Regions from separate parts of the Mus musculus genome. Here all the other regions are linked to region 4. Evidence: chromatin loops called from intact Hi-C (ENCODE). Cell type or tissue: heart. All regions are shown on one strand.

Region 1 (5,000 bases), 67 kb after region 4:
CTCTACACAATAAATTGCAGGGCTACACAGTGAGACACTCTCTCAAAAAAGGGTTGGGCTGCTAGAGAGATGGCTCAGCAGATAAGAGCACTGGCTGCCCTTCTAGAGGTTAGATCCAATTTAGTTCCCAGCACCCATATGTCAGCTCACAACGGCCATCGACTCCAGACCCAGGGAACCTGACATCCTTTTCCTCCTCACCAGCACTATCCATACTTGTGCTCAGACAAACATGCAGCCAATACACACATACATATAACAGGGTTTCTCTCTGTAGACCAGACTTCCCTGGAACTCATAGAGATCCACCTGCCTCTGCCTCCTCTCAAGTGCTGGGGTTAAAGATGTGCACCGCCACTGCCTGGTTTACAGTTTTAAATTTCTAAAGGAACAATTCATGCCACAATAAACATCTTGGTGCCCACTAACTGTGGAGACGCAATCACAGTGGGGTGATTGGAGTTCACATCCTGTGGGGCATCTGGCATCCTCACAAACCTTACTTAAGTTTCCTAACTCCATTTTGAAAGGCTCTCTAGCTGACATTTTCATTGCAATTTTCTTTTCGTTTGGCACAGCAGCTGGGCTTTCTGTCACGGATGCTTGATTTCAGCCCTGTCCTGTGGTCCCAGCGTCTCCACTTCTGTTTTTGTAAAAGTCTTGCGCCTATGTATTCTGTCTTTTCTGCAAAGTGAAGTTCTTGCAGCATCCACAGCCACCCTGCTTCCCATTTCCTTCCTGTTCTGCTGGAGGAGGCTCCTCGCTCCACGGAGCCAGGAGTGGAAATCCTTGTGCTTGTAGTGATCCTGCAGTCTCTGCTCCTGGATGATGGTGAAATGAACCAATTCAAGACAGATTAGCTCGTCGTAAATGCGGGTTTGTTGGGTTGGGAAGCTTCTGTCAGGAGGACGAATTCACTGGTCCCAAGGAAGGAGAGGAAGGAAGCCATATTAGTCGCCATGGGAAGGGAAAGGAGAAGAGGGAAAAGAAAGAAAGAAAGAAAGAAAGAAAGAAAGAAAGAAAGAAAGAAAGAAAGAGAGAAAGAGAGAAAGAAAGAAAGAGAATGGGGGTGGGGGGGAGAGAGAGACCAATGATATCATATATGATATGATATCTGTATTAAATGCAGAAGAGTCTCTGGGGGAAGGGCAGCTGAGTCCCTGCCAGGTAGGGACAGAGGGATGTCAGGAGAACCTTGAGCCTTTGATTTGTACAATGCATACCTCAGCCCCTAATCCAGGACTGGAAACCAAACACTCCTGAGTGCTGGGATTACAAATGTGGACCACCCTAGTGGGCCCGGGAGATGTTTTCGGATTTTTACCATTCTTGGTATCTACATCTTCTTATGAATTGAGTGGCCACTAAAATAACGACTGTTTCCCAAGTACTGTCTTTTTGTCCTGCTGAGGTTGAGCTTGGTCCTGGTAGGCAAGATGTCAACAAGGTATTTTATCTATACCATTAAAGTAAATTGTTCAGACTGGAACACTTATGATCCAGGCAGGCTTGGAATTTGCCAGCCTTCTGTTCACCCTCCTGAGTAGCTGGGATTACAGGTTTGCGCTACCAGTCCCAGTATACGGAGTAAATTCTAAACCGTACCCAGTAAACGTCCAGTGCTGGATGCAGTCTGAGAGTGAGTTAACTAAGAACTGTGCTGTGTGTGTGTGGCTGCCAGCGCAGCCATGCCAGCCCGCAGGCTGGGATGGGCCTCGAGCACAGCAAAGGATCTGGATTTTCGTCCTACATTCATTACCAAGTCGAAACCGAGTTAATATTACTGAAATGACAACTTCCATTACGAAAACTCTGTTTTAGAAAGATGTGCTTAATTTGTCTTTCAACCATTTTTATGCACACGCCATTCGCACAGTAGGTCCCCGTTGGATGACTAACTGGGACTGGGATCCTGGAATACTCCGGAGCTCAAGCATTAAATCGTGGGGTTCCCCCACCCCGCATCCCCATTCCTCCCTCCAGTCTCCCCAGCCCCGCCCTGCCCCACAGCCTAGCGTCGCGAAGGCTGCCGGCAGCCTGGCGCGCTTTACGGCCGTGGCGTTGCGACGGGGCGGGGCGCCGGGCGGGCGGCCCGCGAGCTTGACGGCAGCGGTGGGAGGCAGGCCGGCAGGCAGGCAGACGGCGTCGCAGGCGGGTGGCGGCGGCCGCGCTGGCTGCCGAGGGCGGGAGCGAGTGAGTCATTGCGCGCGTGTGAGGGAGGAAAGGAGCGAGCGAGCGAGCGAGCGAGCAGCCCGCGCCCGTCGCCCTCCCGCCGCTGCCGCCAGGTCTCCCCAGCCGCCGACTGCCTTCCGCCCAGCGCCCAGGCCGGGCCGAGTCGAGCCGGGTCGGGCCCGGGCCATGCTGCTCACCGTGTACTGTGTGCGGAGGGACCTCTCCGAGGTGACCTTTTCCCTCCAGGTCGACGCCGACTTCGAGCTGCACAACTTCCGCGCGCTGTGCGAGCTCGAGTCCGGCATCCCCGCCGCCGAGAGCCAGGTACGCCGGGGTGCGGCAGCGAGCGGGGGCCTCCGGCCGCTGTGGCCGGGGGCGGGGGGAGCTGGGGGCCGGCGGGGGCCGAGTCCTGCAGCCGCCCGTGGATGCACCCACTGCAGCTAGAGGGGCACGTGCGCGGGCGGGCAGCCCTCCCCACCTTCTGGCCTTCGGGAGCCTGGGTCCTCATCCGGGATCTCCTGACTTTCCGACCAGAAATACCAGTTTGGATCACTGGGAGAACGACGCCTGCCTGGGGTTCGCTTATTTGGACCGCTCCAATATGCGCAGTTTACTACCTGGGAGAATGCAGATTTGCGGTTGAAAGTGAGGGGAAAAAGTTTGAGACTCACTCTGCCATTGACGTCTCTGGAAATGCATACATTTTTGGTTAATTTATTATATATGTATACACACACACACATATATATATGTCATATATTAATTAAAGTAATGGTTAGGTTAACTCAGTCTGTCTGCTTCTCTCAGGCCAAAGCCCTCCTCCTTTCTGGGCCCAGTTTAGTTGGGTCAGTTCAAAGCTCAGTGCTTTCGAAGGATATTAGCTTGAAAATGGCCTACTGTCTGAAGACCCCCGAGGGATTCGGCGGCCAGGAGTTCAGCCTTCTCATGTTTTAACAAGAAAATATATTCTCAAAATGCTTTGGTGTCCTTAGTAGACTTCATCAAACAATAGGTGGACTATTTTGTAACCTTTGCACTAAATCCCTTAAGATTCTAACCAAAGTGGCCCCCGCTGGGTGTAGTCTAAACACCAGAAAATTATAGACAGCTCCCAAGGCCCCAGAATGTAAATCTTGATTTCCTTCTGCAATTATGAAATAGTTCCAAAAACTGTTGCCCAACGACTGCCTGTTCTGTCCTGACTTACGGTAAACTCTGCGTGTCAATATTGTGTTCAGAAGTACCATTCCTTCACACAATGTGAACTTTAGAACCTTGGCATGCAGCTCTTTCTGGAAGGATCTATTTTAGGGAAGGAGGTGTCACTCACATACGCGGTCTGGCAAAAGTTGGGAATAAACAGTTCCCCCAATTTCCACAGAAAAATTAACCCACAAAAACCTAGGACCCCATTCCTGTTGGTCAGCCTCCTCATACAGGTAGCAGGGGCAAGCTAGGACCAGGGAGTTTGGGGGGCTGGGGGAGATTTGACTTTTTAGAGGATTGATTAATTGCTGGTTGTTGTTTGTTTTGTTTTTAAGGCAGGTCTCACTATATAAAACACTGGCTCCCATCTACACTCAGAGATCCCTGTTGACTTTGCCTCCCAAATGTTTGGAGTTAAGGCCTGAGCCATCACAACCAGCTGCTTTTGGTTTTTGTTTGTTTGCTTTGGTTTTTTTTGTTGTTGTTGTTGGGTTTTTTGTTGTTGTTGTTGTTTTTGAGACAAGGTCTCAACTGTGGGGTCAAGGCTAGTCTCAGACAGCAGCCCTCCTGCTTCAGGCTCCTGTACAGCTGGGATTACAAGAATACACTATCATGCCCAAGTTCAGTTTTCAGTTTTGAAGTTTTTTTTAAAAATTTTTTTCAATTTTTGTGTGTGTGTGTGTGTGTGTGTGTGTGTAGGGTGTTTTGATGACCCAAGTTATAATTGCCAGCTGATGGGGAGTAATTTTAAGTTGAATTTGTTGGTAGGACTTGAGGTCTACAGAGGGTGAAGCTGTTTCTCTGCTGTTTCTCTTCCTCCATCCTGTGTGCACGTCATCCTAGCTAGCACTACCGCTGTCTTACACGCTCCCTGCCCAGCCCATTGCACTCCGATGTCTGCAGAAAATGTTAAGTAAACTAAAGGGGATAGCAGGCTGAATCATAATTGTATGGTTAAGGAGGGTTCAGTCTTTAGTCTGGAGTTTGAAGGGTACCATTTGAACAATTAGGCTAGCTCTAAGTTCTTCTCTAAGTAAATTCGGTGTTGACTTTCTTCCCAACCCAAATTGGCATGCAGAAACCCGGATTCCCAACAGTGGTAAGCCTGTATTAAATAGCTGTAAACAGCACCCTGTTTTTCAGGTTAGTGCTGTTGGCTCTATGTAACCTGACAACTCAGTGTCTATTTTAAGAGCTGATTTTTAAGTGGGGGGTCACTTGTCTAGTTCACTGGCTAGCCCCCCTCAGGCAGGAACAGGATCCACCCCAGACACTTGAGTCACTTCCTTTCATTGGATCATGAAAGTAAACATGATAGTCTTTTGTTTTTTAAGTCCTAGTCTGTTTGTCTTGAGCTCCCTAACCAGTTTTTCTGTTTTGTCCCTTCCTCTCAGCTTTCATTCAGTCTGTTTACTTGAGTTTCTTCCATTCCGGTCTCTTGGCTTGGCTTCAGAGTCCCACTTTAATCACATGTGCAGGTGGAGATGGTTTCTGTTCTAATTTATTATTCTCATGTTATATCTACTATAGCCCCGTAAGTGAAGTGTTTTCCACCCTGCTCACAGCACCTTATACATAAATGCCTGTTTTATGTATTAGGCATGTGTGCGCACAGTCAGCTG
Region 2 (5,000 bases), 640 kb after region 4:
CCAAACAAACAAACATGCCATCCTTTGCAGTTTTCCTGAGCTTTCTCATGTTGCACCTGAGACACGTAAGGAAACAAGCCGAAATGCTGTGCAGTGAATGATGTCCCAGCATTCCACCAAAACCTGATGCTGTAGTACAGCGGTGAGACAGATGGGGGGGGTAGGGGGGGAGAGACATGACATGATGTCAAACCACCACTGATTCCACAATCCTCTATTAGCAAAATAATAGGCAGAGTGGCCCTCTGAGTCCCTACTCCTGGCTCAACATACATCTTTAGTTAAGATACTAAGGAGATCTACACACTTCTATAAAAAAGAAAACGGATTTAAGAAAGGGAAAAATGGTCAAAGAGCTAGCTAATATTAAATGAACTAATTGCCATCTTAACTTAATACTTGTCACTAAGGGGAAGTGCATACATAAAGCTCTCACGGTTCAATGTAGAATGAATGCTATAGTAAATTGGGCTTATTTCTTAAGCAAACAGCTACGGGATATAAACTGATTATCATGCAACAGAAAGGACACCCGACCAGACTAGACAATTGAATACTCTCTGTCAGAAATATGACACAAGGGGCATCCCTGTCCAGCTTAAGAGCTACAGACTGAATTCTAAGTGATGGTATCTCTTCGCCAATTTATCCTTGTCCCTTTAAATCCATGATGTCATCATTCTTAAACACAAGCAAAACCCGATGTGTTACAAAAGACGTTTGGTGTGTCCAAGCAAAAGAGATGGCCCCGACAATTCACAACAGCACAAATCCATGTGAAGCCATTCTTGCTCCATGAAAAGGCCACCCGGCATCAAACATCTTCTCTACCCTAAAGAAATGAAACTAAAGACTCTCAATTACTACCACTTAAACAACAACAAAAAAGTTCCGAGAAAAATAAATAAATAACAAAAATAATCGAGTGTTGCCTCCGGCAAGTGAAACCCAGTAATGTGTCTGTCTGGTTCTGTATCTTAGATCCATCGGAACGCTGCCACTGTAAAGTCCAAACGCTTTGGCAACTGAGAAACGAAACATGGCTTTTCCTACTAAAACTCCGAGGATCCAACAGACAAAGCAACCGGCTTATTCCAAAGGTTTCCAACCAACTCCAGCATCTCAAGTTTTCTCAGCTGAAGCTACCAGGCTCTCTCACCTAATTGTGGTTTTCTTGATTTACAAACTCGTTGCCACCCTCCACGGACAATTCTCACCGGGGCAAGCCTTCTTCAGTCACAACGTGGACTGCTGTCTCCAGCCAGGAGAGCTGCAGTTCCCACTAAGAGAACACTCAGACGGCTAGGGGTCAGGGAAGGAACTGCTTGTGTTTTATTTCGTCAGCCGATTCCCCAAAAAAATCATCTCTTGGGCAGCTGCAGCTTCTGAGACGCCCGCCGGCCCCCTCGCCGCAGCCCCAATTCAGGAGGGCAGCAAGCGGGCTCCCGCTCTTCACCGAGGACTTCAGGGTTTCAGGGGGCGGGGTGAGGCTCCATGACACCCCGAAAGCCATTCTCCACCCCCTGACCGCGCATCCTTTCCCGGCCTGGAGGAGGACCCGGACCACCCTGCTGAGGAGAGGGCACAGGTCTGCGCCCATCCCGAGAGCTGGCTGCAAAGGGGCGCACGTCCCCACCTTAGCCTGGGAAGCCGAGGATGACGACAGCAAGACCCCAGGCCCGCCAAGACCCACGCCCGCGCAGGACACGGGGCCCGCGCCGGACTCGGGGTGCCCCGGGGTCCCCGGGCATGAAGCGCAAGAGGCGTCGGCGCCTGGCCGCGGCCCCGCACCGGGAGAGGCCTCACCTGGCCCAGACCGCTCCGCGCTCTCGGTTTCGCGTCTCCGGCGACGGTGGCGAAGGAGCCAGGGCCGGGGCCAGAGCACAGCCGCTCTGCCTCAGGCCGGTGCTTGCTGTGCTCGGGGGATCTTCACCGCTGGCGGAACCCGGGGTCGCCCGGAGCCGCCATCTTCCTCCACTCAAACGCCGCCGCGGCTACCACCGCCGCCGCCGCCGTCCCTGATGCCACCGCCGCTGCTGCTCAGACCGGGAGACGACAGCGCGCAGTGCGCATGCGCTGAGGCGGGGCGCGGAGGAAGCGCGCGCGCGCGCACACACGTCAGCGTGACCGGCCTTCCGCGCGGCGGCCGCTGGGCGGCGCCATATTGAGAAGGGCCGAGGGCGCGGAGCTTTCTAGGACTCTTATCAGGATCGGCGCGGCTGAGCGCTGGTATCTGAGCTGTTTTTCCGATTGTTTGATAGTGCAGACTTAGATTAAGGCACTTGTGCCCCCAGGTACCCACGGGTTGAGCGTAGAGAAAGGGCAATGGGGAACGGAAGTGCCTTTTAGATATCCCCAGGGAGAGGAAGCTCCCGGCGTTGGAGCCTCTGGAAACTGTAGCAGCAGCTATGTTGCTACCAACTTTAAAAAAAAAAAAAAAAAAGAGGAAACCCAGTCTCAAAACTCCCGGTGTAGAGCGGAGCCTGGGAGGAAACAAGCCTGTGTGTTTCTCTGTGCTTCCCAGTGTGGCCATCACCGAGGAGTGGGGTCCCGCTCCCACAAAAGAGTCTCACTTCAAGAAAGCTGTGTGTAGGTGAGAACCTTCTAGAACCCATCCCTGCAGATGTGGTTTAAGGAAATGCCAGACATAGAGAGCTCAAGCTCTTGTGCAATTGGAGCATTCTGAGACATCAAGCGAATAGCCCTGGGATAAAGTAGACCTAGGCTTGTATAGCCCGTGAGACGTGGTACTAGGTCAAAAGTACCACGAGGCTTGGTGACACTCCTTTAAGTCCAGTTATGCAGGAGGTTTAAGGGCGAGAATTGCTTGATCCAGGAGTTTGAATCTACTTTGAGGAACCTCAATCTAAAAAAAACATTTATGTTCCTCATATAAACATTAGAAAAAACTCTGGCACGCAGTAAGTGAGAAACTAAGAAATTCCATTGCCCTGGCATGGTGGTTGACTATTAATCCCAGCACTTGGGAAGCAGAGGTAAGTAGATTTCTGAGTTCAAGGCCAGCATGGTCTACATAATGAGACCCTGTCTCAAAGAAAAAGAGAAAGAAGTCTTGGCTTGCAAAATGGCTCAGCAGGTAAGGGTGCTTCCCCCAAGCTTGAAGACCCGAGTTCAATGCCTAGAACCTACATGATGGAGGGAGAAAACCAATGCCAACTCCCACAGTTTCCACCCTGATCTTCATTCTCAAACAATGACACTTGTGAACATACATACAGTAAATATTGCGTGTGCCTGAGCATATCTTGTGCACCACGTGTGTGGGTGCCCTTAGAGGCTAGTAGAGGGTGTCAGATCCCCTGGAACTGGAATTATAGGCAGTTGTGACCCTACCACCGCCATGTGGGTGCTAGGGATTGAACCTGGGTGGTCCTGCAAGAGCAGTACATGTCTTGACCGTCTCTCCAGCCCTGTAATCTAAGTTATAACATGTTCTAAGAACTCACGCTAGGTTGAGATAGCCCAGCAATAAGAATCTGTTTACCGTCAGGCATGGTGGTGCATGCCTTTAATCCCAGCACTTGGGAGGCAGAGGCAGGTGGATTTCTGAGTACGAGGCCAGCCTGGTCTACAGAGTGAGTTCCAGGACAGCCAGGGCTACACAGAGAAACCCTGTCTAGAAAAACAAAAAAAAAGAGAATCTGCTTACCCCTCTCTAGAAGACCTACATTCATGTGCCAGCACCTACAAGCTACTCACAACTGTCTAATACCAGCTCCAGGGGGTCTGACACCCTATTTGACCTCTTTGGGCACCCACCCACACAGCACACACACACTCAAGCATAGATAAAAACAAAATCTAAATATATATATGTATATATATTAAAACAAGGCTGCTACTGGCCTATGGTGGCACACACCTTTAATGACAGCACTCAGAAGGCAGAGACAGGTGAATCTCTGGGTTTGAGGCCAGCCAGGTGTACAGAGTAAGTTCCAGGACAACCAGAGCTCTTCCACAAAGAAGCGCTGACTTGGGGTACAGGTGGGGAGAATTGCTAGGTCATGTTAGAGTTCAAATACAGAACCATTTTACCCTTAGCTCAAAGATAGGCGGGAGTTTTGTTGCTTTGACGAAAAGCTTTATCATTAATATCCATCATATATAGACTAGTACCCAGCGGAGACTCACTGAATATATGTTGAATAAAAGAATGAACTGGAGCCGGGCGTGGTGGTGCACGCCTTTAATCCCAGCACTAGGGAGGCAGAGGCAGGCGGATTTCTGAGTTCGAGGCCAGCCTGGTCTACAGAGTGAGTTCCAAGACAGCCAGGGCTATACAGAGAAACCCTGTCTCGAAAAACCAAAATAAATAAATAAATAATAATTAAAAAAAAAAAAGAATGAACTGGGAATTTGAGAACTAAGAGGGGATTCAGCGGATGCATGTTTAGTGAACACCTACTATGCACCAGAGTGCAGATGCATGTTTAGTGAACACCTACTATGCACCAGAGTGCGGATGCATGTTTAGTGAACGCCTACTATGCACCAGAGTGCGGATGCATGTTTAGTGAACGCCTACTATGCACCAGAGTGCGGATGCATGTTTAGTGAACGCCTACTATGCACCAGAGTGCGGATGCATGTTTAGTGAACGCCTACTATGCACCAGAGTGCGGATGCATGTTTAGTGAACGCCTACTATGCACCAGAGTGCGGATGCATGTTTAGTGAACGCCTACTATGCACCAGAGTGCGGATGCATGTTTAGTGAACGCCTGCTATGCACCAGAGTGCGGATGCATGTTTAGTGAACAGCTACTATGCACCAGAGGGCGTGCCATATCTGTCTGTTTGTGGTTTTCTGTTTGAGATAGAGTCTCACAGTGAAGTCCTAATTTGCCTGGAGCTCTCTTTGTAGACTAGGCTGGCCTCCAACTCACAGAGATGTACTCAACGTCTACCTCCCATGTACTGGGATCAAAGGTATTTGCCATCATACCCAGCCCATCTGGAGGGTTTTTGAGAGAATT
Region 3 (5,000 bases), 130 kb after region 4:
GGAAGAAAGGAAAAGGAAAGGAAAGGAAAGGAAAGGAAAGGAAAGGAAAGGAAAAAGGAAAGGAAAGGAAAGGAAAGGAAAGGAAAGGAAAGGAAAGGAAAGGAAAGGAAAAAGGAAAGGAAAGGAAAGGAAAGGAAAGGAAAGGAAAGGAAAAAGGAAAGGAAAGGAAAGGAAAGGAAAGGAAAGGAAAGGAAAGGAAAGGAAAGGAAAGGAAAGGAAAGGAAATAAGACAAAAATTATAGGCATGGCTTAATGTTTTCGCTTGGGTTTTGTTGTTGTTTGCGACAGGATCTCAGTAGTAGCCCAGGCTGGCCTACAACTCACTGTGTAGCTGAGGATGGCTTGTAAGTCCTCCTGCCTTCGCTCCCCAAGTGCTGAGATGACAGGTGTGCACTGCCTGGCTAACACTTGGTTGTAGTATGGAGTCCTGCAGCCGCTAGCTAGGCCCCGAGTGGGAAGGAATGCAGGAATCCCAGGTTTTCTTTCCTTTTCCAGAGTTTATTTGATCCATTATCCAGTCCTAGAGAAACCAAACTTTAAAACTATCACATGGTCGGGCTCTCCTTGGAGGTCAGGAAAGGGGTGAGGTCCTCTGTTCCGTAGGCTGTAGATAGAATTAGTGCTTCCACGGGGGACTTTAGGGGTGAGTTCACGATTGAAGACTAGGGAGCCAGAAGGGAGAGTTTTGGTGTCTGAGAATTAAAGACTGGATTTATTGCTCTGTGAGGTTATGTTTATTTTGGGACCAAACTTAGAGAAGTGATCCAGGTAGGAATCAGAACCCAAGTGTAGATAGAGCTGGTGCCTTTGGGCAGGGCATGTGTTCAGTGAATTATGCTGGACTTGGGGCTGATGGAGGGAAGCCTGCAGTAGGATACAGTGGAGGGAGGTGTGTCCTTTGTTTGTTTGTTTGTTTTTTCGAGACAGGGTTTCTCTGTGTAGCCCTGGCTGTCCTGGAACTCATTCTGTAGACCAGGCTGGCCTCAAACTCGGAAATCCGCCTGCCTCTGCCTCCGGAATGCTGGGATTAAAGTGTGCGCCGCCACTGCCCGGCTTAGTCACCTTCCTATTGCTATGATGAAACACCATGACCAAAGCTACTTGGGGGTGGAGGAGGGGTTTATTTGGCTTACATGTCCCGAATTACAGTCTACTGAGGGATGCTAAGTCAGGAAGTCAAACCAGGCAAGAACCTGGAGGCAGGAGCTGATGGCTTGTCTTCCCCTACGTTGCTCAGCCTGCTTCCTTATAGAACCCAGGACCACCAGTCCAGGGATGGCACCACAATGGGCTGTGTTCCCTCCCACCCCCCATCAATCACTAATTAAGAAAATGTCATACAGCCTTATCTTATGGAGGCGTTTTCTCAACTGAGTTTTTCTCCTCTCAGATGAACCTAGCTTGTGTCCCTGGTCGAGCTGACACAAAACTAGCCAAGACAGAGGGTGTGAGGGCCGATAGGGAAGAGGGCTTGTTTTGGAAGTAGAAGATACCTTGAGAACGGTGAATTGGAGTGTTGGAGAGGATGGAGGGCTGAGCTCTGGCATCAGGGCAACGTTGGGTGCTGGAGTGGCTCTAGGCGGTCCAAACCTCGGAACCCTGGGGTGTGCGTGGAGCAGTTGGAAAGGAATAGGTAGGTGTCTCTGCCAGGCCAAGCCTTGTCTCCAGAGTCTCTCGAGTATTCGGGTATATCTGGGGCCCCTTGTGGGCAAGGGTGAGGAATGTCAGGTTTGGAATGAGGGAGGGGCCCCGTCTGTCCTGGTCCTGAGTGGGGTCTTCAAGGAGTTGGCCGGGTCCTGGAAGGAGAGCCTTTGAATGTTACAGGGAAGGGAAGTGTGGGCAAGGAGAGAGGGAGCAATATCTAAGGAGCTGGGGCAGTTTTTAGGCCCGTGCAGGGCCTTGCTGCAAGGGGTTAGGGGAACGACAACACGGACAATACGGTATCTCAGAGGAGCTGGGAGGGGGCCCGGGGTCTGTGAGGTTCCCGGGGTCTTTGAGCAGGGTGGCTCTGGAGATCGGTGAGCTCCCAGGGTCTCATGAGGAGTTTGTGCAGGATTGGGAAGTGGGAGGCGAAGTCTTTGAGTCCCAGCGTGTTTGAGGTCCCGAGGCTCTGCGGTGCCGGATCTATGCGATTCTGGCTCTGTGAGGTCCTGGGTCTATGCGATCCGGGCTGTGTGAGTCCCCTAGGTCTGCAGGTCCCCGGGGCTCCGGATCTCTGAGCTCCCAGGTCTCCATCGCCCCGGGTCTCGGAGGAGGCGGGCCCGCCTGGTCGCCGCCGTCCCTCCCGGCCGGTGCTGGCGCCGCCCCGCCTGACATCAGTTCCTGCGGCCGCGCAGGGCCCGCGTCTCCTTCCCGGCTCGGCGCTCGGGAGGCGGCGGCGGCGGAGCGAGGCCCGGGCGAGGCGAGGCGAGGCGAGACGAGGGCGGCGGGCGCCGGGGCCCGCGGCCGGCACGACGGAGCCCCCGCACGGCCGGCGGCAGCGGTTGGCGGCGGCCCCGGGCTCCCGGCGTGGGAAGCGGCGGCGGGGCGGCGGCGGCAGCGCCATGGAGCCGCGGGAGGTGAAGGACCGAATCCTGGAGAACATCTCGCTGTCGGTGAAGAAGGTGAGCGGCCTCCTTCGGCCCCGACCCCCTCCCCGGTCCCCGTCGCTAGTCCCCCCCGGGTCGCCTCCATGACCGGGACCCCGGGCCACTGTCGTCCTGGCGACCCTGGGCCCTGCTGGAGAAGCAGGCGACTCCCGGGAGCGCCGCGGCCTCCGAGCTATTTTTAAAGAACAAAGTTGAGGTCAGCGTCCTCGGAGCTCCCCGGTGCCCGAATCGGCCTTGTCTTCCCGCGACTGGCCCGTGACACCTCGGGAAGGCTGCGGGTAGGACGGGGCAGGGAGAGCATCCTCGAGGAATCCACTGCATCTTCCCTCCCTCCCTCGGGGCAAAGGCCGAGAACCAGCACCTGCTGGTCACCCCAGCTGTGCCCTGCGACATTGCTTGGGGACCCACGGAATCCCCAAGTCGTCCTAACTCCAGGATGGCAGTTTAGAAAAAAGCGAGTTACAGAGCTCTGAGTGAGGACCTGAGGTGTCTAGGGTTGTAGTTTTGGAAGGTAAGCCGTGGGACGGTGACACTATGACACTTTGGGTTGGGGCTTGTTAGTATTGGTCATTGCCCCAATTCCTGGTAGGAATGACTACCTGTCAAGGGCACGCACAGGGGTGAGGAGACAGGCCAGCCTCAGAAGGCTGGGTGTGGTGATGCATCTCTGTCATCCAGCACACAGGAGGCTAAAGCAGAGTCCTGAGGTCCAAGCTAGCCTGGACTACATAGTGAAACCGAAAAATAGAGGAGTGGGGAAGATTGACTAGCCTGCCTTCATGCTTTTTCTGTGTGTGTGTGTGTGTGTGTGTGTGTAACTATACTTTAGGAGCTGTGTGTGTGTCCGTATGTAAATGGGAGAGTGGAGGTCAGAGGTCAACTTTTGAGAATTGATTCTCTCCTATCCTGTTAATTCCAGTACTCAAACTCAATGTGTAAGTTTTGGCAGCAATGCCTTCACCCACTGAAGCATTTCTCTGGCCCTCTTCTTTCTTGCTTTTCTTTTCTTTTCTTTTCTTTTCTTTTCTTTTCTTTTCTTTTCTTTTCTTTTCTTTTCTAACAGTCTCACTATACAGACAAGGCTAACCTCAAACTCTCCCTCCAGAGTGCTGGCCTTAAAGATGAGTACCACACCGCCTGCCTCCTTTAGGGTTCTTTGTGCATAGAGGCACATGCCTTTGATCCCAGCATTTGAGAGGCAGAGTCAGGTGGGTTTCTATGAGTGTGAGGCCAGCCTGGTCTACATAGTGAGTTCCAGGACAGCCAGAGCTACATAGTGAGACTGTATCTTGAAGAAAAAACAAACAAACAAGAAAACCAAAACAAACAAACAAACAAAAAACAGAAAATAAAAAATAAAAAGGTTTCTGCTTCTAATAAGGCCTACTCCAAGAGAGGAAGCTAGTGGTGGCCATTTAGTTTGAAGGAAGCTGCGCAGTTCTAATTCTCTCTCTGAACAACTAGCCGGGTGCTGGCTCACACCTTTAATCCCAGCGCTCAGCTGCTAGAGGCAGGTGGATCTCTGCAAGTTCAAGGCCAGCCTGGTCTACAGAGGAGAGTGCTACCACAGGCAGGGAAGGCTAAATGAAGAAACCCTGTCTCTAAAAATAAAACCAAGGGCTGGAGAGATGGCTCACGGGTTAAGAGCACTGACTATTCAGGACAAAGGTCCTGAGTTCAAATCCCAGCAACCATGTGGTGGCTCCCAACCATCTGTAATGAGATCTGACGCCCTCTTCTGAAGACAGCTACAGTGTACTTAGATATAATAAGAAATAAATCTTTTTAAATTTTTTTAAATTTAATAAAATAAAACCAAAACAAACCAACCAACCAGAAACAAACAAACAAAAACCTCACAAAACAAAACAACAGCTAGAAAGTTCAGCTCCGGGGCTGGAGAGATGGCTCAGCAGTTAAGATCACTGACTTTTCTTCCAGAGGTCCTGAGTTCAATTCCCAGCAACCATACGGTGGCTCACAACCATCTGTAATGAGATCTGATGCCCTCTTCTGGTGTGTCTGAAGACAGCAACATGGTACTCATATTCATAAAATAAATAAACAGATTTAAAAAAAAAAAAAAGTTCAGCTCCCACCATAGACACCGAGGCTGAAGCAGCCATGGCAGACCTGGTAAGATGGCCAAAGCAGGGAAACTGGCTTGCAAGCCAGAGTTGGTGTGCAAACTGGATGACTTGGGTTCAATCTCCAGAACTCACGATGGAAAAAGTAAATTCAAAACAAAACAAAACAAAAAAAAATGCTGCTGGACAGATAGCCAGGTCAGTGGCTAAGAGCACTGGCCTCTTTTCCAGAGAATCTAAGTCAGGGTCCTAGCTCCTAAGCTGAGTGGCTAACTACCGCCTGTACACCAGCGCTGCATGCCTGTGTGCGTGTCTCCCTGCACCA
Region 4 (5,000 bases):
AGGAATCTAATCCTATGTTCTCTCAGTTTTGTACCACTTATTTCCACGACTTAAAAAGTAATTGAAATAACTGGAGAGATGGCTCAGCGGTTAAGAACACCAACTGCTATTCTGAAGGTCATGAGTTCAAATCCCAGCAACCACATGGTGGTTCAACAACCATCTGTATTGAGAAATGACACCCTCTTCTGATGTCTGAAGACAGCTACAGTGTACTTACATGTAATAAATAAATAAATCTTTAAAAAAAGTAATTGAACAAGGTCTGAAGAGATGGATGGTTCAGGGTAAAGAGGACCAGCTGTTCTTCCAGAGGTCCTGAGTTCAAATCCCAGCCACCACATAGTGGTTTACAACCATCTGTAATGGGATCTGATTCCCTCTGTGCATGAAGACAGAGTGCTCATATATGCATTAACTAATTAAACACATTTTTAAAAAAGTAATTGGGCATTGTGCTAGCCCCTTACGCTATTCTCTCTGCTAGCCTTATGCCACATTCCTGACAGGGATATAGTTATTCCTTGATGACAGCTGTAGACATGTGTCAGGGATCTCACAGCGTGACCAGAACCAGAATAGACTCATAGCCAAGAATCCACCTTGGAATATGTCAAACGATAATATTACACTTGTTTCCTGATTTGGGCATCAGTCAACATTTCCTTCCATAAAATAGGATGTACACTCGGGAGGAGCAGCTGAGGTGAATTTACAAACAGGAAATCTGGGGAGAGCAGTAATGAGAAACTCAAAGGGGGTTAGTTGCCCCAAAGTAAAGGAGATTCACCACGTTGGCTAAAACTGGCTTGTTTGGGGATTTGGCAGTTATCCCTGCCACCTGATTTCTCAGACTGTTAAATAACCTAGTTTCAGCTTGGTAAAAATAAACATGAGTGAGTGCAAATTGGTCTGCTGGTGCCAGTGCAGAAAATCAATCCAAAACACAGGTATAGTATAGGTCACTCGAGCAGCAAAGCCTTAGGCACAGACCAATATTCAGCTCTGCGACAGCGCATTCGCCTAGCATGCACGAGAGGCGGGGGGGGGGGGGGGGATGACGATGATAGGCTTTAGCTTCATTTTTTATTTATTTTGCAACTAACTATTCAAATATTTACTGGCAGCTTGTACAAACCAAGGTCTGTGCAGACAGTGATACAATGCTGAACAAGAAAAGTGTGAGACTCTACCTGCAGGAGCTTACCTGAAAGAGCTCTACCTGAAAGAGCCCAAAGAACAACGATATACACTAAATGTATAGAAGAGAGAGCCAGGCATGGTAGTGCAGACTTTTAATCCCGGCACTCTTTGAGGAGGCAGAGGCAGGCAGATCTCCTGAGTTTGAGACCACCCTGATTCACCTAGTAAGTTCCAGGCCAGCGAGGATTACACGGTGAGACCCTGTCTCAAAAGCAAACAACAAAAACAGCATGCTAGGTAAGTGTTTTAGAAACCGATTACATAAGAACTCACTCAACACGAGGCATGGAATAGAAAATACATCAAGAGCCCTTGGTCACGGGCGCAAAAAAAAAAAAAAAAAATGTCAGCCTTATTCACCACGCCCTCTTCCCTCGGTTCTTTTGTTTGTTTGTTTGTTTGTTTGTTTGCTTGTTTGTTTGTTTTTTCAAGACAGGGTTTCTCTGTACAGTCCTGGCTGTCCTGGAACTCACTTTGTAGACCAGGCTGGCCTCGAACTCAAATATCCACCTGCCTCTGCCTCCCAAGTGCTGGGATTAAAGGCGTGCGCAACCACGCCCGTCTTTCCCTCAGTTCTTGTCCAAATTCCAGTCTAGAACATCCTTGGGTTGATGTACTGAATTTGGAGCCTTGGATTCTAAGCTTCGGGCAAGTCTTTGGCCCTCTCCGAACTTCAGTATATGAAGAGGTTGAACTAGGAAGAATCCCTAAGGTCGCCTCAAACGCTGACGCTCTAGGATTCTATGAATAGGGTCAAAGTGAACTGGGACCAGCGACTGCGTCCCCGTCCTAGCAACAGTTGCTAGATGTGGGCCATCTTCTGGCAACCAGTGGAAACCCCTCCCCGGTTCCGGGAGGTCTTCCTGGTATCCCGTGATGCATAGCGACTCCGCCTCGCTAGAAGGCACGTTCTGGCCTCGCTAGTCAAGAGCAAGCTTTCAGACCCAGCCAGAGAGCGCTCTCCGTTCCTATAGCAACTGCGCCAGATCCAGGTGCCTACGGTGACCGTCAAGGCCAAAATAGGTTCATCGCGTGTGCGGCCTAAACCGGTCTGTGCGCGCGTCGCAGGCGTGGGGTCTTTAAGTGACACGTGACTGCCCCGGGCCTGGGCCCCGCCTCCTTCCCCTCCCCAGGTTCTCTGGTGTGGACTGGAAGCGCCGGCCCCGGCGGATTCACTGGAGCACGGACGCTGCGGCCGGTTGGGCCGGTGCCCTTTCCCGGTAACTCCTTCCCGGCTTGACGCGCGAGCGTGGCGGGGCCTTGCAAGCTGGGGGATCTCCCGTCAGATCCTCCGCGTCCTCAGCCCGCGCTGGGCCCCGGGGGGCCCCGGGAGCCGACAGGAACCGGGGCGGCGGGGGAGGGGGCCGCCTCCCGGAAGGTCGTAACCCGGGCGGGCGCCCGAGTCGGGACTTGGTCCTGCGGAGCGTCTGGGGAGCCTCCGCCGCCTGCGCTTGGGGACGCCGAGGGCTACCTGTTGGCCAGCGCGTCCCCAATCCTGTGGCCGGCCCCCTGGAGCTGGAGAACGTCAGCCAAAAATTGTCCCCACCTCACCCACTCCCGCAGCAGACACTTCACCCACCCTGCCTGTGGATTCTGCTTAGTAAACCCCTTACCCACTTTACTGTACCCCATCCCCATAAAGATCCTGCTAGGTGCTGGTGTTCAGTCACACCCTATCAGCAAGAACACAGGTTTAGGTCCTAGAATGGTGGTGGACAGCCCCCCACCCCCGCAATCTGATCCCCAATCTGGGTGAGTTTAGCCAGTACCTCAGAACAGGCTGTCTTAAAAGAGAAACAGGAACTGGCTTGCTTGTGGATTTTACTTAGCATGTGTGCAGTTCTAAACAGTGGTCAACTGTTTATAAAGACTCCCAAGCAGGGTTTATGGCTTGCACTTGTCAAAATCCACCCCCCCTGAGTAAGGTGTCAGCCACTGAACCTTACTAAACACTGTGAGGTCAAGATAAATGGACCCATGAAACCAGCATATGGTATAAAAGATCACAGCCCCCTGTGTGAGTGTGTGTATCTCCAGGTCCACGCTATCTCCTTATCAACCAGCCAGGATTATTCCAAAACCCACACTGAGTTCTACCCCTCAGCTGAGTTGTAGTTTAAAACATTTTAAAGCCGTGCCTATTCTTCTAGTCTTTCCTGTTCTCTTTAGATAAGAAACTGGATTCTTAATAATAGCAGACTTCTGAATATTAATGCACAGTTATTTTAAGGTGTTTTACTTTCATGTCTATTTAGTGTCCAGAAATGCCACAATGATCCTAGAATGTAATTTAGTACATGAGAAATCATGATGAGTTTGTGAGCTAATTTGACCCGTTCTCAGCTACTCTGAAGCCAATTATTTTAAGTTTATTGTTATGATAGATGAAATGGTGCATTTGAGATATCCTCTCCTGGATATCCTAGATATATTCTCAGAGTCACCACTTGTTTCAGAGCATTCATTTCCAGTAATTTTAAAAGGACTTTTCTAATCTATTAATCTATTATGACTTGTCTTTTTTTTTTTAATTCATAATAGTTCTTGTGTGTGATATTCAAAAATAGTGGTCTTTTTTGTTTTAAAGATAGGGTCAACTAGATTGACACATTCCCTCTTAAAAAAAAAAAATCTCGTGTTTAGCTCTCATTTGAACATCTTTATTCCCTACCTTAAGAAGCATGACCATTCAAGTTCCTGTCTCTTGAACTTAAAACTACCTCTTGATCATTTCAGCTCTGGGAAGGAAGAGAGATGGAATTGAAAAGGTTGGGCGTGTCCTGGCGATTCTTGATGGTTCTGGTTCTGATCCTGCAAAGCCTGTCTGCATTGGATTTTGACCCATACAGAGTCCTAGGGGTCAGCCGCACGGCCAGTCAGGCTGACATTAAAAAGGCATATAAGAAGCTCGCTCGGGAATGGTAGGTGAACCCAAGAACGGAAGTTTAACGTCCGCTAGGCAGTCAGCAGGTGGCTGAAGCCTCAATGAGGGTGACTTGTCTGTCTCTGCGTTGAGTGTATTTGTAGAACCGCCTAGAGTATTGAGGCTAGAGCAAATACGGAAGCAAGGCGGTGAGCGACGCTCCTGTGCTATGTAGAGGATTTCTGGTCCTTAAACATATTTTTCCTTTGTGTGTGAGGGAGTTCGTGTTTGTATGTTGGGGCAGGGGGAGGGTTTCTCTGGGTAGCTCTGGCTGTTCTGGAACTCACTTTGTATGTAGACCAGACTGACTTTGAACTCAGAGATTTGCCCATCTCTGCCTCCCAAGTGCTAAGATTAAAGGCGTGTGCGTCACCACCCAGCTCTTTTGACTTGGGTTTTTGGTTCTTTTGGTAATACTTTATTTTTAATGATGTGTATATCTCAAAGGAGACTGCTGAACACACTGGAGATGGAGTTACAGGGAGTCGGGAATTGCTTGATGTGGGTACTGGAACCAAACCTTGGTCCTCTGGAAGAACAGCAAGTGCTCTCTTAACCACCGAGCCATCTCTCCAGCCCCTAGAAAGCAATTCTTTATGAGTATAAATGCTACAGGGAACATAGAGTTTTATTCTCTAAGTCTCTAAGCTTTTAAAATGTTTAGAATACATACTTTTGCCCTCCAATTTAATAGATTCAAGAAGCAAGTGTATTAGTTTTTAAAGACACCTTAAGAGAATTACCAGAACTTTTTGAGGCTTAGCATGTAGCCCCCCTGGCCTAGAACTCACTATGTAGAGCAGACTGGCCCTGAACTCACAGAGATTCCCCTGCCTCTCCAGTGCTAGGAGTGCTCCTGAGAGCAGCCACAATG
Region 5 (5,000 bases), 650 kb after region 4:
TCTTTTTTCCTCTCGAGACAGGGTTTCTCTGTGTAGCCCTGGCTGTCCTGGAACTCACTTTGTAGACCGGGCTGGCCTCCAACTCAGAAATCCGCCTGCCTCTGCCTCCTGAGTGCTGGGATTAAAGGCGTGCGCCACCACGTCCGGCCAAAGATGCTTTTTAATCCTTTCTTTAAGTATAGAAATGTCTCAAGAATGTTGTAAAACAGGGCTGGTGAGATGGCTCAGTGGGTAAGAGCACCCGACTGCTCTTCCAGACTGCTCTTCCAAAGGCCTGGAGTTCAAATCCCAGCAACCACATGGTGGCTCACAACCATCCTAACGAGATCTGATTCCCTCTTCTGGAGTGTCTGAAGACAGCTACAGTGTACTTACATATAAATAAATAAATCTTAGAAAAAAAAAAAAGTATGACTGGTTACCGGGTGTGGTGGCGCACACCTTAAAAAAAAAAAAAAATGCTGTAAAACAAACATGTGACCTGTAGCTTAGAAAAACTTAGACTCACTTTTTTTCTTTTGAGATTCAATTTTTGAAAAAAAAATTAATTTTCAATCATTGCCTGCCCTTAAGAAACGATGGTTCCAAAGCACACAGTTCCCGAACTGGAGCAGGTAACGTCACTTGAACTCTCTCATTCAGTAAACCAGCGAGCGTATTGACCTCATGAAAGATGGAGGCCGATCTGACTTCCCTGCCCTCTTCCAAGATGGCAGACCAGGCGAGTGGAGGACCTGGCCGGGCGCCTCTTCCGGGCTGGGGGAGGGGGCGTGGTCCATTGAGGAAAGCCCTGCGTGCCTCCGCCCGCGACTCAGGCGCGCTTCAAGGCGCAGGCGCGGGGAGGGGTTGGGGGAGGAGGGAAAGCGGCGAGTAAGATGGAAGATGAGGAGGTCGCTGAGAGCTGGGAGGAGGCGGCAGACAGCGGGGTAAGGAGGAGCTGCCGCCCCGCGGTAGGGCTGGGCGGACCTGGCGTGAGGGAAGCCTCCGGGGAGTGGGTCTGGGGAGAGTTTTCCCCAAGGAAGGGTCTCCCACGCCGGGCCGGAGGTGGAAGAGAGGCCCCCGGTCCCGGATCGCCGTGAAGGCCTCTTAAAGGGGCCGCGTTCCATTTCTCTCTCCACCTTTGCCGGGTGCCTCTCCGCCCAGCGGTGTGCGCTTCGCTCTGGGCGCCCCACCTTCTACCCCGGGGCAACTCTCTCTGGTCCCCCGCGCCCTAGGGACCATTTTAAAGTTCTTGAGCTCCGTCTGGTGAGGGAGGGGCTCGGGTGGAGTGCCTGGCTCGGAGGAAGAGCGGGAGGAGGCCCCGAGACAGCGGGGAGCAAGCGACCATGTGTCCTCTGGGACCACTGGGCTCTGGGCCGAAATCCCCCGCCGCTGTGCGCCTTCCGCCGCGGTGAGCGAGCCTGGTTTTTTCTCTTCCTTTCCCTTTTCCTCTTTCAGTTTTAGTCCGAGTTTTCCGGGGATCTCAGCAGAGCTCCCCTAAACTCTGCAAAGCATCTGCTCTTCCCCGGGACCCACCCTAAGATCTGCGCAGTGGGAAGGATCTCGGACTACGTTCTTCTGAGTGGAGGGAAGGGAAAGGAAGAAGGGTGTGATTTGTAAGATAGCCTCATGCCTGCGAGAAGGGGAGATTACCGATCGGTATGATGCGAGTGAGAGTTTTTGCTTGCCCCCAAAAGTTACAGGAAAAGGAAAAATTATCCCAAGTAGGAACTCCTCTATTAGATTCGTGATTCTCGTGGTAATTTCAGAGTTTGAGGTTCGAAGCTAACCCTCGTGGAGACGGAAATGTCTCTTTGGTGACCATGTGTCCGCGCCTGGGCTGGGCCGGGCTGGGCCGGGCCGGGCCGGGCCGGGCTGGGCTGGGCTGGGCTGGGCTCCGCTCCGGTGACATTCACCTCAAAAGTTTATGTGTGGGGAGTCACATATACTAGGATAGAGGAGGAGTTGGGTCTGTCTTCCCCTAGCGCTTCTAACCAGCACAGCAGTGGTGTATCTTCACAGGAATGTTGAAACTTGGCCTCGAAGTTTTTTCCGCTAGTTCAGCATTTCTCGAAAGATTGGTGATGCTTTTCGACTTAGCATTAACGAGCCTTGGAAGGCCTGCTTGGTTCAGCGATTATTTAATAGAGGTTTAAGGTACATTCCCCTTGAATCAAGAAAGTGTGTGTTTGTTTGGTTTTGGTGTTTTTGAGACAAGATCTCTATATAGCCCTGGCTTTTCTGGAATTCACCAGGTAGACCAGGCTGGCCTCAAAATCACAGAGGTCTCCCTGCCTCTGCCTTCAGAGTGCTAGGATTAAAGGCGTGCGCCACCACACTCAACAAATAAGATTTTTATAGAGACTAACAGGTGTCGCTTAGGTATTTATTCACTCCACCTATATTTTTTGAGTGTGTGCTGCCTGTTAGGAAGTGTGTGCAGGGGCTGGTGAGATGGCTCAGCGGTTAAGAGCACTGACTGCTCTTCCAAAGGTCCTGAGTTCAAATCCCAGCAACCACATGGTGGCTCACAACCATCCGTAACGAAATCTGATGCCCTCTTCTGGAGTGTCTGAAGACAGCTACAGTGTATTTACATATAATAAATAAATAAATATTAAAAAAAAAAAGGAAGTGTGTGCAATAGTGACTTCTGCCAGAAAATGCACAATTTCCGGTAGAGGCATTTATGGCCTGCCACTAGGAGGAGTGTCTCCCAAATGCCCCTCATGTCACCTGTATTTAAAAAAAAAATAGGAAAGGAAAAAAAAACTGTTTTTTTTTTCTTCTTCTGATTTTATTTATTTATTTAGAAAAGAATGGGTTTCCAAACCCTGGTTTTTACAGCTTTCATGTAACCCTGGCTGTCCTGGAATTAGCTCTGTTGACCAGCTAGTCTGGAAACCACAGAGCACTGCCTGCTTGTGTGTTGGGATTGGAAGCAGGCGCCACTACTCCCAGAGAAAGTGAGGATGTGTATTCTCTGCTCGTGGACTCGTGGATGTGTGGGTGCCCGGGGATGCTAGAAGCCGTAGGATCCTCTGTAGCTGGGTTACAGACCTCTGTGAGCCATTGATGGGAGTGCCGGGACGGAAACTCCAGCCTTCTGTAAGAGCAGTGGGCACTTCTTTACCCCTCAGCCATCCCTCCAGACTCCAGACACTGCCCTACATTTTTAATATGTTTGCTTTAATGTGTTTGGTTTTTGGTTTTGGTTTTTTTTTTGGTTTTGATTTTTTTTTTTTTTTTTTTTGAGACAGAGACTCATAGTTACTGTCCATTCATTGTGAAGAGACACCGTCTGACCAAGGCAGTGCCTGTAGAGTCTCAAAAACTGGAGAGCAAGCATTCAAACTTAAGAGTCTATGGGAGTTGTTCTCATTGAAACCACCACATAAGGTCTCCCTGTGTAGCTCTGACTGGCTACACAGTCACTGTGTGGGTTTGGTTCTCCATAAACTCTTAAGGAGTTTGAAGCCTCCCAGGTACCCGGCTTCGGGTCTTTATTTGAAGATGTGCTGTTTGTGAATGTCAGGCTTTACACTGTAGCTCAGGCTGGCCTCAAATGCAGACAGAGCCTAGTATTCAGACTCAGCCTTCCAGATGCTGGCACTATAGACATCTCCACGCCTGGCCTCTCAAGACTGTCATGAATTCGATTCCCTTGAGTAATGCCAATGTGTTTGGCATGAAGGAGGAGGGGGAGGGGGAGCAGCATGCTCTCTGCATGCATCCAGTTGACTCTCTGTGTCTTTGAGGTGCGGGTGGTGGCTGGCGTGAACATTCTTGGCTTTACATTATCCTGTCTCCCTTCCCTTCCCTCCCCTCAATGAGTTTCAAATGTGCCCACCCTCCAAAAAGAAAGGCCTAAACAAACAAGCAACCAGAAGAAACCTTGGGTGGAAGCAGAGGCTCAGTGACTGGGAGTTGGCTGGGTGGAAGCTGAGTGACCAGGCTCTGCAGACCCAGCGGGATCCCTGCCCTCCAGCACAACAGAGCTGGCTCAGGAGCTGACGTCAGGCTTTCCCTTGAGTACCCAGGGTAGGGTATGGTGGTCCACTGATGGGAGGGCCGGCTTGAAGGATCACCTCAGGTGGGTTTTTAACCAGGCTGCAGCTCATCTGCGTGCAATCGTTCCTTTGCGAGTTTCCTTCAGAGAGGCTAGAACCACACTCTAAAGACAGTCCAGAGAGTATAATTTACCTTTCACCAAGACTTGCTTCTTTTAAAATGTGCCCGGTGGGGATGTGAAAACTTAGAATTGAGTCATGGTTGATTCAGGCCTATTGATAGGGAGTGCCCTGAGGGTCAGGCCTGGGGCCCTGTGCATGCTGAGCACAGGCACCACCTGAGGTGACTCCTGCTTCCGACTTTGACCTGTGGCCTCTATCTTCAGCAAGTCTCAAATGGCGATGAGAGCAGTTTGTAATTGGAAGACATCTTCCTGCTCCAGAAAGTAGATCAGCAGTTGGTTTTCAAGGCGGGATTTCTCTGTGTAGCCCTGGCTATCCTGGAACTCACTCTGTAGACCAGAGTGTCCTCAAACTCAGAGATCCACTTGCTTTGCTGAGATTGAAGATGTGTGCCACCACACTCAGCTTGGGTTCTGATGGTTTGAAGCTAGTTATACACGCCACTTGTTTAGACAAAAGAAATATGATGTGGAAATGGCCTATCTCCTCTTGTTGATAAAACACCCCAGCTAGAAAAGGTGGTGACAGTGGAGCTAGGCTGGTGGCTGTAATGCACTGCCGCCTCTCCCTGGATCCCTAGGGTTTCCTTTGATTTTTTTTTCCCCCTCAAATTAAGCAGCTAACAGGAAGAACATTTTTTTTTTTGTTTGTTTGTTGTTGGTTTTTTTTTTTTTTTTTTGTTTTTCGAGACAGGGTTTCTCTGTATAGCCCTGGCTGTCCTGGAACTCATTTTGTAAACCAGGCTGGCCTCGAACTCAGAAATCCGCCTGCCTCTGCCTCCTGAGTGCTGGGACTAAAAGCGTGCACCATCACGCCCAGCCTTAAGCT

What was found. Hi-C counts contacts between places; a loop is a spot of excess contacts. Peaks named below come from ENCODE experiments on the same cell type or tissue, not always from the same donor. Only the 100,000 strongest peaks of a DNase experiment are listed, where the experiment ranks them.
Region 1: it touches region 4 in a loop (7-fold over the local background); 18 of 42 quality-filtered maps call a loop at or near these places.
Region 2: a loop joins it to region 4, with 2.7 times the contacts of the local background. A loop is called at or near these places in 2 of 42 quality-filtered maps.
Region 3: a loop joins it to region 4, with 4 times the contacts of the local background. A loop is called at or near these places in 5 of 42 quality-filtered maps.
Region 5: a loop joins it to region 4, with 3 times the contacts of the local background. A loop is called at or near these places in 2 of 42 quality-filtered maps.

The regions. Positions count from the first base shown.
Region 1 is chr4:141,720,553-141,725,552 of GRCm38, reverse strand. It overlaps Ddi2 (DNA-damage inducible protein 2), which reads left to right and starts at 2,134. Exons shown (of 10, transcript NM_001017966.2): 1 at 2,134-2,496. The coding sequence starts at 2,359. In heart, no CTCF peak of the experiment used is centred here; DNase peaks (open chromatin) are centred at 752 and 2,082; H3K4me3 peaks cover 3,155 bases; H3K27ac peaks cover 1,758 bases.
Region 2 is chr4:141,144,986-141,149,985 of GRCm38, reverse strand. It overlaps Fbxo42 (F-box protein 42), which reads right to left and starts at 2,064. Exons shown (of 10, transcript NM_172518.3): 1 at 1,807-2,064. In heart, CTCF peaks have their summits at 1,343 and 2,154; DNase peaks (open chromatin) are centred at 1,605 and 2,085; H3K4me3 peaks cover 2,746 bases; H3K27ac peaks cover 2,306 bases.
Region 3 is chr4:141,661,464-141,666,463 of GRCm38, reverse strand. It overlaps Plekhm2 (pleckstrin homology domain containing, family M (with RUN domain) member 2), which reads left to right and starts at 2,318. Exons shown (of 20, transcript NM_001033150.2): 1 at 2,318-2,603. The coding sequence starts at 2,544. In heart, no CTCF peak of the experiment used is centred here; DNase peaks (open chromatin) are centred at 2,273 and 2,843; H3K4me3 peaks cover 2,136 bases; H3K27ac peaks cover 1,861 bases.
Region 4 is chr4:141,788,013-141,793,012 of GRCm38, reverse strand. Dnajc16 (DnaJ heat shock protein family (Hsp40) member C16) reads left to right here and starts at 2,369. Exons shown (of 15, transcript NM_172338.2): 1 at 2,369-2,423; 2 at 3,940-4,124. The coding sequence starts at 3,958. In heart, a CTCF peak has its summit at 2,098; DNase peaks (open chromatin) are centred at 1,312 and 2,262; H3K4me3 peaks cover 1,798 bases; H3K27ac peaks cover 1,733 bases.
Region 5 is chr4:141,135,618-141,140,617 of GRCm38, reverse strand. It overlaps Szrd1 (SUZ RNA binding domain containing 1), which reads left to right and starts at 822. Exons shown (of 4, transcript NM_001025608.2): 1 at 822-926. The coding sequence starts at 876. In heart, CTCF peaks have their summits at 1,954 and 2,679; DNase peaks (open chromatin) are centred at 797 and 1,927; H3K4me3 peaks cover 2,038 bases; H3K27ac peaks cover 2,322 bases.